2 separate regions of the Homo sapiens genome follow, and region 2 is linked to region 1. Evidence: read pairs that join two places in POLR2A ChIA-PET (ENCODE). Cell type or tissue: GM12878. All regions are shown on one strand.

What was found. ChIA-PET counts read pairs that join two places held together with the same protein. Peaks named below come from ENCODE experiments on the same cell type or tissue, not always from the same donor. Only the 100,000 strongest peaks of a DNase experiment are listed, where the experiment ranks them.
Region 2: POLR2A ChIA-PET joins it to region 1 with 15 read pairs; 2 of 35 experiments call an interaction of 5 or more read pairs at or near these places.

Annotation. Positions count from the first base shown.
Region 1 is chr3:106,254,064-106,259,063 of GRCh38, reverse strand. No RefSeq gene overlaps it. Among named protein-coding and RNA genes, the nearest start is that of CBLB, 390 kb to the right of the region's middle. RefSeq lists an enhancer at 2,005-2,364. In GM12878, no CTCF peak of the experiment used is centred here; DNase peaks (open chromatin) are centred at 1,623, 2,283, 2,603 and 3,013; H3K4me3 peaks cover 4,457 bases; H3K27ac peaks cover 4,240 bases.
Region 2 is chr3:105,792,185-105,797,184 of GRCh38, reverse strand. All of the region lies in intron 3 of CBLB (Cbl proto-oncogene B), which reads left to right. Among named protein-coding and RNA genes, the nearest start is that of CBLB, 74 kb to the left of the region's middle. In GM12878, no CTCF peak of the experiment used is centred here; no DNase peak of the experiment used is centred here.

The DNA of each region.
Region 1 (5,000 bases):
TATAGCAGCATGATTTATAATCCTTTGGGTATATACCCAGTAATGGGATGGCTGGGTCAAATGGTATTTCTAGTTCTAGATCCCTGAGGAATCACCACACTGACTTCCACAATGGTTGAACTAGTTTACAGTCCCACCAGTAGTGCAAAAGTGTTCCTATTTCTCCACATCCTCTCCAGCACCTGTTGTTTCCTGACTTTTTAATGATCGCCATTCTAACGAAAACTGGATTCTTATTGCACTAATGCAAACAACTATATTGCCATAAGAATACTCATCGTTTCCAAATTCTAGAGGAACCAGGCAGAGAGAAACAAACATGCTCCAAATCTTGATTACAGGAGTGTATACCTTACTTAATTATTAAAGGCTGTAAATAGTTCAAAAGTTTCATTGACTCTGAAAAAGAAGGATCAGCAATATTCCAAGCAAAAGTCAAAAAGGTTGCTTCAGCTTCCTGAGTTCAGTCTATTTAATTAACTGTTGTTTTTCTTGATATTCGTAAACATTTCAGCTCTTCACAAGTCCTGCTCATTTTCCTTTATTAAAATGTTACAGTATCCAAAGTTATCGGAAGTCTGTATTTGAGAGCACCTGTTAAAATCTTATAGCCAATTATAAACCATCTTTTGAAAAGGATTAAAACAAGACAATAATTATCTGTGAATAGCAAAATGTCCAGGGTAGTCACAGTCAAAAACACAATTGACAACAAAGTTTGGTTATCTCCGTGGTTTACGATAACTTAACAACCTTAATTATGATTGATAGCATACACTTATACATTAAAATTTTAGAAATCCCATACAATTTTGGGACATATGTTAGCATTATTCACAAAAATATAACCTAAAGAAGATTGAGCATAATTTTGGCAATCCCATGTACCTAAACTTGTGAAATAATCCTGCTTACCTCTCTTTTCCGGACACTTCAGTGGCTCTCCGAAGTATTTGAAAAGCCAGGTGCCAGGGAAGACAATTTTGAAACTGAAGTTTGATTTGGGGAATGCTGTTAAATGTTCAAGATTTAAAACACTTGATATTACGAAATAGAAATCCAGATTACCATAAATTATTTATTTTGCCAAAATGATGACTCAGAAATTTTAAAGAAGCAAAAGCCTTTGATAACCCTTTACAAATTTTGCCAAAGAGAAGATTAGTACCTTAGAAAAACCTTGTTATGCTTTTATTTTGAAGCTCAATTTATATTGAGAAAAAACATGTAATACTTTTTTTAATTTAGTCAATATGCTCACACTGAGAACCTCTTCTGCAAGATTAATTTCCAAAATTTTTCCACCACTTCTTTGAAACTTCAGCTTTTTCCTAATTTAACTCAATATAATCCTTTAACCCTAGGCCAAAGTTTACATTTCCATGTCTTCTTATAACCTTTTACAAAACACATACACACACACACACACACACACACACACACACACGATTTTACTGTTCTTATACACCTTGCATGTAAATCTGTTTTCAGTAGTCTCAATTACATGTTATAATGGTAACTCCTAGCAATTGTTAACTTTAAGGTAAAACTTGGTACATTAGCTTTAATTATGTGCTAACTACAGTCAAGGTTTGCCTTCTTAGTTAAGGGCATGGTTAGTTCCATATATCCCCAGGCCTTACCAATTGTGAAGCAGGCAAGACAGACAGTTCTCAAAACCCAAAAAGCAGTTCGTAACCTCAAAACACTTAGCAAACCTTGCATCCGGCCTGCATTTTACCAATAGTCCTTGGGGCTGTTTTTATTTCTCAAAGATTACAGTCACAGAACTGGAAGGTACCATAGCTTTTATTTCTTAAAATTATTAGATCCAGGCACTTGTCTTTCTTTACGCCAAAGTAATTAGAGCTCTTCTTTTTTTTTTTTTTTTGAGACAGTCTTTCTCTGTTGCTGAGGCTGAAGTGCAGTGGCGTGATCTCAGCTCACTGCAACCTCTGCCTCCCGGGTTCAAGCAATTCTCCTGCCTCAGCCTCCAGAGTAGATGGGATTACAGGTGCACGCCACCATGCCCAGCTAATTTTTTGTATTTTTAGTAGAGACGGGGTTTCACCATGCTGGCCAGGGAGCTCTTTTTACAGACATCATACGTAGAGCACACACAGACAAGCAGAAGAAAAGTCAGTCGCTGGATGGGGCCCTTTAAGAGATAGGGCCACATGCAGATATCAAACCAGAAAGAACCATTCCCTAAGGCAGGGTTGCTAAACAAAACCAAAAAAACTTTAAAGGTTAATTTGTTGATGGGGTAGAGTAGGGGAAAGAAAAGAAACAGTTTAAAAATATCTGGGGAAGAACCTCTTATTCTTAGGCAAGTGGTTCCTCCGCTGGGGAGAAAAGTTTAATTACTGTCCCGTGGAGTTGAAACCGTTTGGCTGGGGAAGGGGAAAGCTGCTGCAGCATGGCTGGGAACCAGCCTGCTGGCTGTGTGGGACCCTTGGGCACCGCGTCCCAGCCCCAGCATGGAGGTGGGAGGGGCTGAGAGCTGTTGCTCCTTGGTTCTTCCTGAGAAAGGAAGGAAAAGGCCATGAAAAGGCCCCCAACCCCCAGGAGTGGAGAGGGATGGGGGTTCAAACCCCAGAAGCGACAAGGAGTGGGGGTGCAGTTTCTTGTAAGTTCAGACGTCTGAGGTTGAAAAGGCTTAGAAATCACAGTGAGAGGTTTTGAGTTCCCATTTCACTCACCACTTCTGGAGCCCCTCATTTGCGGCAAAAACGTTGCATAACTTTTCCTTAGTTCAGGTAAAAATGTGGGGGCTCTTGTCTGTCCAACAGCCATGAAAATTTAGGCTCACAGACAGTTTAAAGGGTGAGTAAAGCAGGGTTTTATTGGGTGAAAAGGGCCGGGGGGCGGGTGGGGAAAGGACACGGATCCTCCACACGGCCAGAGTACCCTGCTAGAGCACTTCCCACCTGGCTATTTGAATCTCAGGTTCCGCACAGGAAGAGGAGGGGCTGGGCTCCTCCGCATTGCAAAGGGTGCAAACTTTCTGAGGTTCCAGTCCAGTGGGCAGGCTGGTTAGAGTTCCTCTAGGGGCCCCCTCCCACCTGGCTGTCTCACTTACAACTTCCCTGTTCTGTATGATGTTGTCTATGAGTTTGTCATACATGACTTGTATTATTTTGAGGTATGTTCTTCTGATGCCTAGTTTCTTGAGGGTCTTTATTATGACAGGATGTTGAATTTTACTGGAAGCTTTTTCTGTGTCTATTGAAATGATCATATGGTTTTAGTTTTTAATCCTGTTTATGTGGTGAATAACATTCATTGATTTTTATATGTTGAACCAACCTTTCATCCCAGGATTAAAGGCTACTTGATTGTGCTGAATTAACTTTGTGATGTGCTGCTTGATTTGGTTTACAAGTATTTTGTAGAGGATTTTTGCATCTATGTTCATCAAGAATATTTGCTTGTAGGTTTCTTTTGTTGTTATTGTGTCTTTGCCACCTTTTGGTATCAGTATGATGCTGACTTTGTAGAATGATAGGGAGGAATACCTCCTCCTCGATTTTTTGAAATAGTTTCAGTAGAGCTGGTACCAACTCTTTGTATATCTTGTAGAATTTGGAGGAAATCCATCTGGTCCAAGGTTTTTTCTTTTCCTTTTTCTTTCCTTCTTTCTTTCTTTTTTTTTTTTTTTTTAGTTGGTATGTTTTTTAAATTACTGATTCAATTTTGGAACTCAATACTGGTCTGTTTAAATTTCTTCCTAATTCAAACTTGAGAAGTTGTGTGTTTTCAGGAATTTATCAATTTCCTCTAGATTGTCTAGCTTCTCTGCATAGAGATGTTTATAATAGTATCTGAGTATCCTTTATATTTCTGTAGGATCAGTTGTAATGTGACCTGTGCCTTTTCTGATTGTGCTTATTTGGATTTTCTCTCTTTCTTTGTTAATATAATTAACATTCTATCAATCTTGTCTATCCTTCCAAACAACTAACTTTTTGGTTTCATTGATTCTTCGTATGAATTTTTGGTCTAAATTCCATTTAGTTCTGCTCTCATTTTGGTTATTTATTTTCTTCTGCTAAGTTTGGTTTTTATTAGTTCTTGTTTTTACTAGTTCTACGTGTGATGTTAGATTGTTATTTTGAGATCTTTTTAATTTGTTGATGTAGACATTTAGCAATATAAAATTTCCTCTTAACACTGCTTTTGCTGCATCCCAGAGATTTTAGTATGTTATATCTCTGTTTTTATTTATTTCAAAGACTGTTTTGATTTCAGCCTTAATTTCATTTTTTACCTGAAAGCCATTTAGGATCAAGTTACTTAATTTCTGTCATTGTGTGATTTTCAGAGATCTTCTTGGTAATGATTTCTATTTTTATTCACCTTTGGTCTCAGAGTATGGTTGATGTAATTTTGAATTTTTAAAAACTTAACTGAGACTTGTTTTATGGTCAAGCATGTGGTTGATCTTTGAGTTTGTTTCATGTGCAGATGAGAATAATATATATTCTGTGTTTGATGAGTGGAGGTGTTTGTTAGGTCCAACTGGTTAAGTGTCAAATTTAACTCCAAAATTTGTTTGTTAATTTTCTGCCTTGAGGACCTGTCTAATGCTGTCAGTGGTGTGTTGAAGTCCCCCATTATTATTGGGTAGCTTTCCACATCTTTTCATATGTATAGAAATACTTGTTACATGACTGTGGTGCCCCAAAGTTGGGTGCATATATATTTAAGGTAGTTAAGTCTTTCTGTTGAATTGAACCCTTTATCATTATATAATGACCTATTTTGTCCTTTTTTACTGTTACTGGTTTAAAGTATATTTTATCTGATATAAGAATAGTAATCCCTGCTCATTTTTGTTTATCGTTTGAGTGATAAATTTTTCTCTAACCCTTTTCTTTGAGCCTGTGGATGTTGTTACATGTGATATGGATCTCTTGAAGATAGGAGATGTATGGGTCTTGTGTTTTTATCCAACTTGCCACTTGGTGCCTTTTAAGTGGGGTGTTTAGGCTGTTTTC
Region 2 (5,000 bases), 460 kb after region 1:
AGGTTGATTCCATGTCTTTGCTATTGTGAATAATGCTGCAGTAAACATATACGTTCACGTGTCTTTATCGTAGAATGATTTATATTCCTTTGGGTATATACACAATAATGGAATTGCTGGGTGGAATGGTAATTCTGTTTTAAGTACTTTGAGTAATCAAGATTGCTTTCACAGTGGCTGAACTAATTTACACTCCTACCAGCAGTGTATAAGTGTTCCCTTTTCTCAGCAGTGTATAAGATTCCCTTCCCAGCACCTGTTATTTTTTGACTTTTCAATAATAGCCATTCTGAGTGCTGTGAGATGGTTCCCATTGTGGTTTTGATTTGCATTTCTCTAATGATTAGTGATGAACATTTTTTCCTATGCTTGTTGGTTGCATGTATGTCTTCTTTGGAAAAGCGTTTGTTCATGTTCTTTGCCCACTTTTTAATGGGGTTGTTTTTTGCTTGTAAATTTAAGTTCCTTATGGATTCTGGATATTAGACTTTTGCCACATATGTAGTTTGCAAATATTTTCTCCCATTCTGTAGGTTGTCTGTTTACTCTGTTGATAGTTTCTTTTGCTGTGCAGAAGCTCTTTAATTAAGTCCCATTTGTCAATTTTTATTTTTGTTGCAATTGCTTTTGGCATCTTCTTCATGAAATCTTTGCTAAGTCCTATGTCCAGAATGGTATTTCCTAGGTTATCATCCACACTTTTGTAGTTTTGGGTTTTACATTTAAGTCTTTAATCCTCATGAGTTGATTTTTATGTATGGTGTAAGGGAAAGGGTCTAGTTTCAATCTTCTGCATGCTAGCCAGTTTGCCTAGCACCCATTTATTGAATGGGAAGTTCTTTCTCCATTGCTTGTTTTTGTCAACTTTGTCAAAGATCAGATGGTTGTAGGTGTGAGGTACTATTTCTGGGCTGTCTATTCTGTTCCATTGGCCTTTGTATCTATTTTTGTACCAGTACCATGCTGTTTTGGTTACTATAGCCCTGTAATATAGTTTGAAGTCAGGTATTGTGATGTCTCTAGCTTTGTTGTTTTTGCTTAGGATTGCTCTGGCTACTTGGGCTCTTTTTTGATTGCATATGAATTTTAAAATAGATTTTTTTCTAATTCTGTGAAGAATGTCATTGTGGAAGGAAGATAAATTTTTAAAAAATCACGGTGTTGGCCTGGCATAGTGGCTCACTCCTGTAATCCCAGCACTTTGGGAGGCCGAGGTGGGTGGATCACAAGGTCAGGAGTTAGAGACAAGCCTGTCTCTACTAAAAATACAAAAATTAACCAGGCATGTTGGTGGGCACCTGCAGACCCAGCTACTCGGGAGGCTGAGGCAGGAGAATTGCTTGAACCCGGGAGGCAGAGGTTGCAGTGAGCCGAGATGGCGCCACTGCACTCCAGCCTGGGCGACAGAGCAAGACTCAGTCTCAAAAAAACAAAAACAAAAACAAACAAATCACAGTGTTATGGTATTCACCATAAAAGATGAAAAACAAAAAACCATAAGCCAACTTTCTGATATTAGCCTCAGTTCATGGACTTCGGCTATTTCACATTGAGCTTTGGGCGACAAGTTTTGACAGAAAGTAGAGGTTCCTCTCCTGTGGTCATGAGCTTGTGTTTCAAGGAGTTAATGTTAAGGGTGCAGAAGTCTCTTTCTTCTTTATCCAGAGAATAAGGGGGAAATAAATACATTTTATACACACATACTCAACATATATCTATCCACATATTTATGCATATTTATAGTCATTAATATGTAATATTTCCACATATCTAACTAAGTATCTGTTTCTTAGATAAAGGAAATTATATGATGTATACTTGTGTTTTTGGTTTCTTTCGATCAACATTATGATGGTGAGATTCATCCTTATTGCTGCATATTGTTGTACTTTGTTAATTTTCACTGCTGTTTAGGTTTCTAGTTTGTGACTGGTTCATAATTGATCTGCTTATTGATGGACATTTGTTTTGAATAATGTTGCCATTGGCTCACGCCTGTAATCCCAGCACTTTCGGAGGCCGAGTTGGGCAGATCACAAGGTCAGCAGATCTGGACCATCCTGGCCAACATGGTGAAACCCTGTCTCTACTAAAATACAAAAAATTAGCCGGGCGTGGTGGTGCGTGTCTGTAGTCCCAGCTACTTGGGAGGCTGAGGCAGGGGAATCTCTTGAACCCGGGAGACAGATTGCAGTGAGCTGAGTTAGCGCCACTGCACTCCAGCCCGGCGACAGAGTGAGACTCCATCTCAAAAAAAAAAAAAAAAGTTGCCATTATTCAAAAGAAGGTTCTGTGCATGTCTTTTGGTGCATATATGCATGCATTTCTTCTGGATATGTGGAGTAAGATTGCTGGGTTGTTGGGTATGTATATACTCTGTTTTGGTAGAATGTATGTATATATTTTTAAATGTAGTTTTATGTATTTATGTGGTATCTGTTATTAACATTTTTTAGTCATTTAATAATGAGTTGTGGCTTGTTAATTGTTTAGCTCACAAGAACGTCTTGCCTACTTGTATTGGGGATAATACGATAAGGTACGCATAGTTTCAGTGGAACTTGTAGTTCAAAGACTCAATTCTAGCCCCTAGTTGGTTTGTGACATTGGGTCTGTCACAGCTTTAGGTTTGCAGTTTCACCTTTATAAGTAAGATCGAAATTAATAAATGATCTCTGAGGTGACTTCCATCTGTACAATTCTGTGATTATTTCAAAATATCCTAAAAGACTGTTACAGAAGTATGCTTTTTAAAAATATGCTGCTGACTCTGGGGAAACAAACTGCTCCGTAAGGTTAATGTCAGATTGTATCTTTTTTACAGTAATTAAGTAGTATTAGGTTAGGCAGAAATCTATTTGGATTTTTCAGTAGCAAGCCTGACTTTTAGTAATAGGCTAGTTCACATAAGACCGATATTAAAATAACAGTTTTTTTCTTTACATGGTAACAGTTGTCAAGAAATTTCACAGAAAATATTCATAATTAAATTAAAGCACTACAAGTGTATTACTTACTGTTAAGTAATTTGATGACCGGGAATTTTATGCCCAAATAAATCTTTGTATTTTGTGTTACATTTTCAGTTGAGTTCATTGAGTCAGATGGGCATCATCAGTCTTATTTTTAGTGTTGCATGGGTATATTTTAATAATTCATTCTTTTTCTCTTGGCCTTTTCCCATATATAAACTCTATTTGCAAGTTATTTTCAGAGTTGGAAAATAATGAGCTAATATTTTCATACTTCATATTCATAGATGAATAACTAGTTATTAGCAGGCCATATTTAATTTATTTTTGTAAGAAGCTTCTTTGTCACCCTTTTTTGCATTTCTTTTTCAAAGTTTGTAGTGTATATTGAGTTGTTCTTCACCTGTGATTAGAGGCATGTGGATGTACTGCAAAGTGGAACAGCTACACCTCGGATTTTCCTGAGAGTTGCTCCTGATGAGTTCCTTAGCACCCATTTGTGACGTGGAACTGGAAGTTATAATAGGCATTTTAGTGAATCTTTCATGAAATTCAGTTTATTTCATTTAAATGGATACTTTTTTTTTCCTGAGATTCTTTTCCTTGTTCTTCTTGTGTGAAAATATTAATGACAGGTAAATAATAGATTTTGTGTTAATGGTGTTATTTGATGAACTAAATAAGAGTCCTATGTCAATCCCTCCCCCTTCCTTTTTTTTTTTTTTTTTGTTAAACATTTTAGCATCTCTTAAAGCATCTGGAAACCAGAGGTTTATGGAAGGAACACCTTCCTCCATCAGTTCCTTATGAAAAGACTTGCTTCCTGCATCCCAGCTTTTCAGAGCCCCTTAGTTCATTTTACCCTTGGCTTATTACTCCAGGGCCAGCTTCCCAGAGAGTGCTGGGCATGCTTGTGTGCTCCACCAAGAGTTCTGCCTTTCACTTTCCTTCTCTCAGGTACCAGAATGTAGCGGCATTTCCTGTAGGATTCTGCAGCTGCTCCTTTCAAATCACTCTCTGGCCTTGTTCTGTGATGTTGCATTCAACATCCCACCACAGACTGTGTCAAGATCTTTCTCTTTTGATTAGAGGTTCTCAGGACAAAATAAGTTAACAGTGCTCGACTGACATTTTCCAAGGATATTTATGCTGGTGGAAGCAATCAGGGGAGGCCCTGATTGCTCTTTAATTATTAAGTTACAAGGAGATACATAAGAGGAGGAAAAATCAGTTCCAGAGGATAAAGCATCTTAGTGGTGCATTTGGAGAAAATACTTTTTTATTTCTTTACTGGTTGGTCTTACCTTTTTAAATTTGTTTCCTCCTTTCCTGACCTTAAGGATAGAACTAGACACCGCAGATGGATTGTTTGCATTTAGGAATCTCAGAGGTTAATGGTGATTGATGGAGATTATTGAGGGAGGAACTAATTTGCTCCTTTCTCGAATTAGGCAGAGGTGAGTCACACTTAGACTGAACTTGTGATGTGCCTGGTCCTCTTCCATTTCTTGTAGTGGGAGGAAGCAAGGAAAGAGCCGCCCTCTTTCTGACCTTTGGCAGTCTGTTGACCCATCGGAAGAATTTAATTTTTCTCCCAGGATAGAAATGTGGGGGTGGACTGGGGTGTGGTGATGAGGGAATTATCAGTCTGATGTTGATATTTACAAATGTGAAAAGTACACGCTGTCCCAGGACTGGGCTGTCAAAGACTAGGGGATGAGTACTTCAGGGTTATTGAGCAAGAGGGATGACAAATGAAAGTCCCATAAGTAGTTGCCCTTGAGGTCTGACCTGAGAGAGAAGCTAACTCACTCTAAAACAATGATGCTCCAGTCCAGTAGTGACGTTAGCAGCCTCCCCACTTGGGAGGGACTGACTGATAGATATGTGGTTTGGGACAACAGAGAGGAATTGCTTTCACAAATCTTTAAGTAAGTACTGAGATCTTGAAGATGCTTTAGATGTAGTTTTACCTAGAGGCAGAGCAATGAAAAATAAAGGATCTTTTGAGGGTCCTGCTAAACCAGT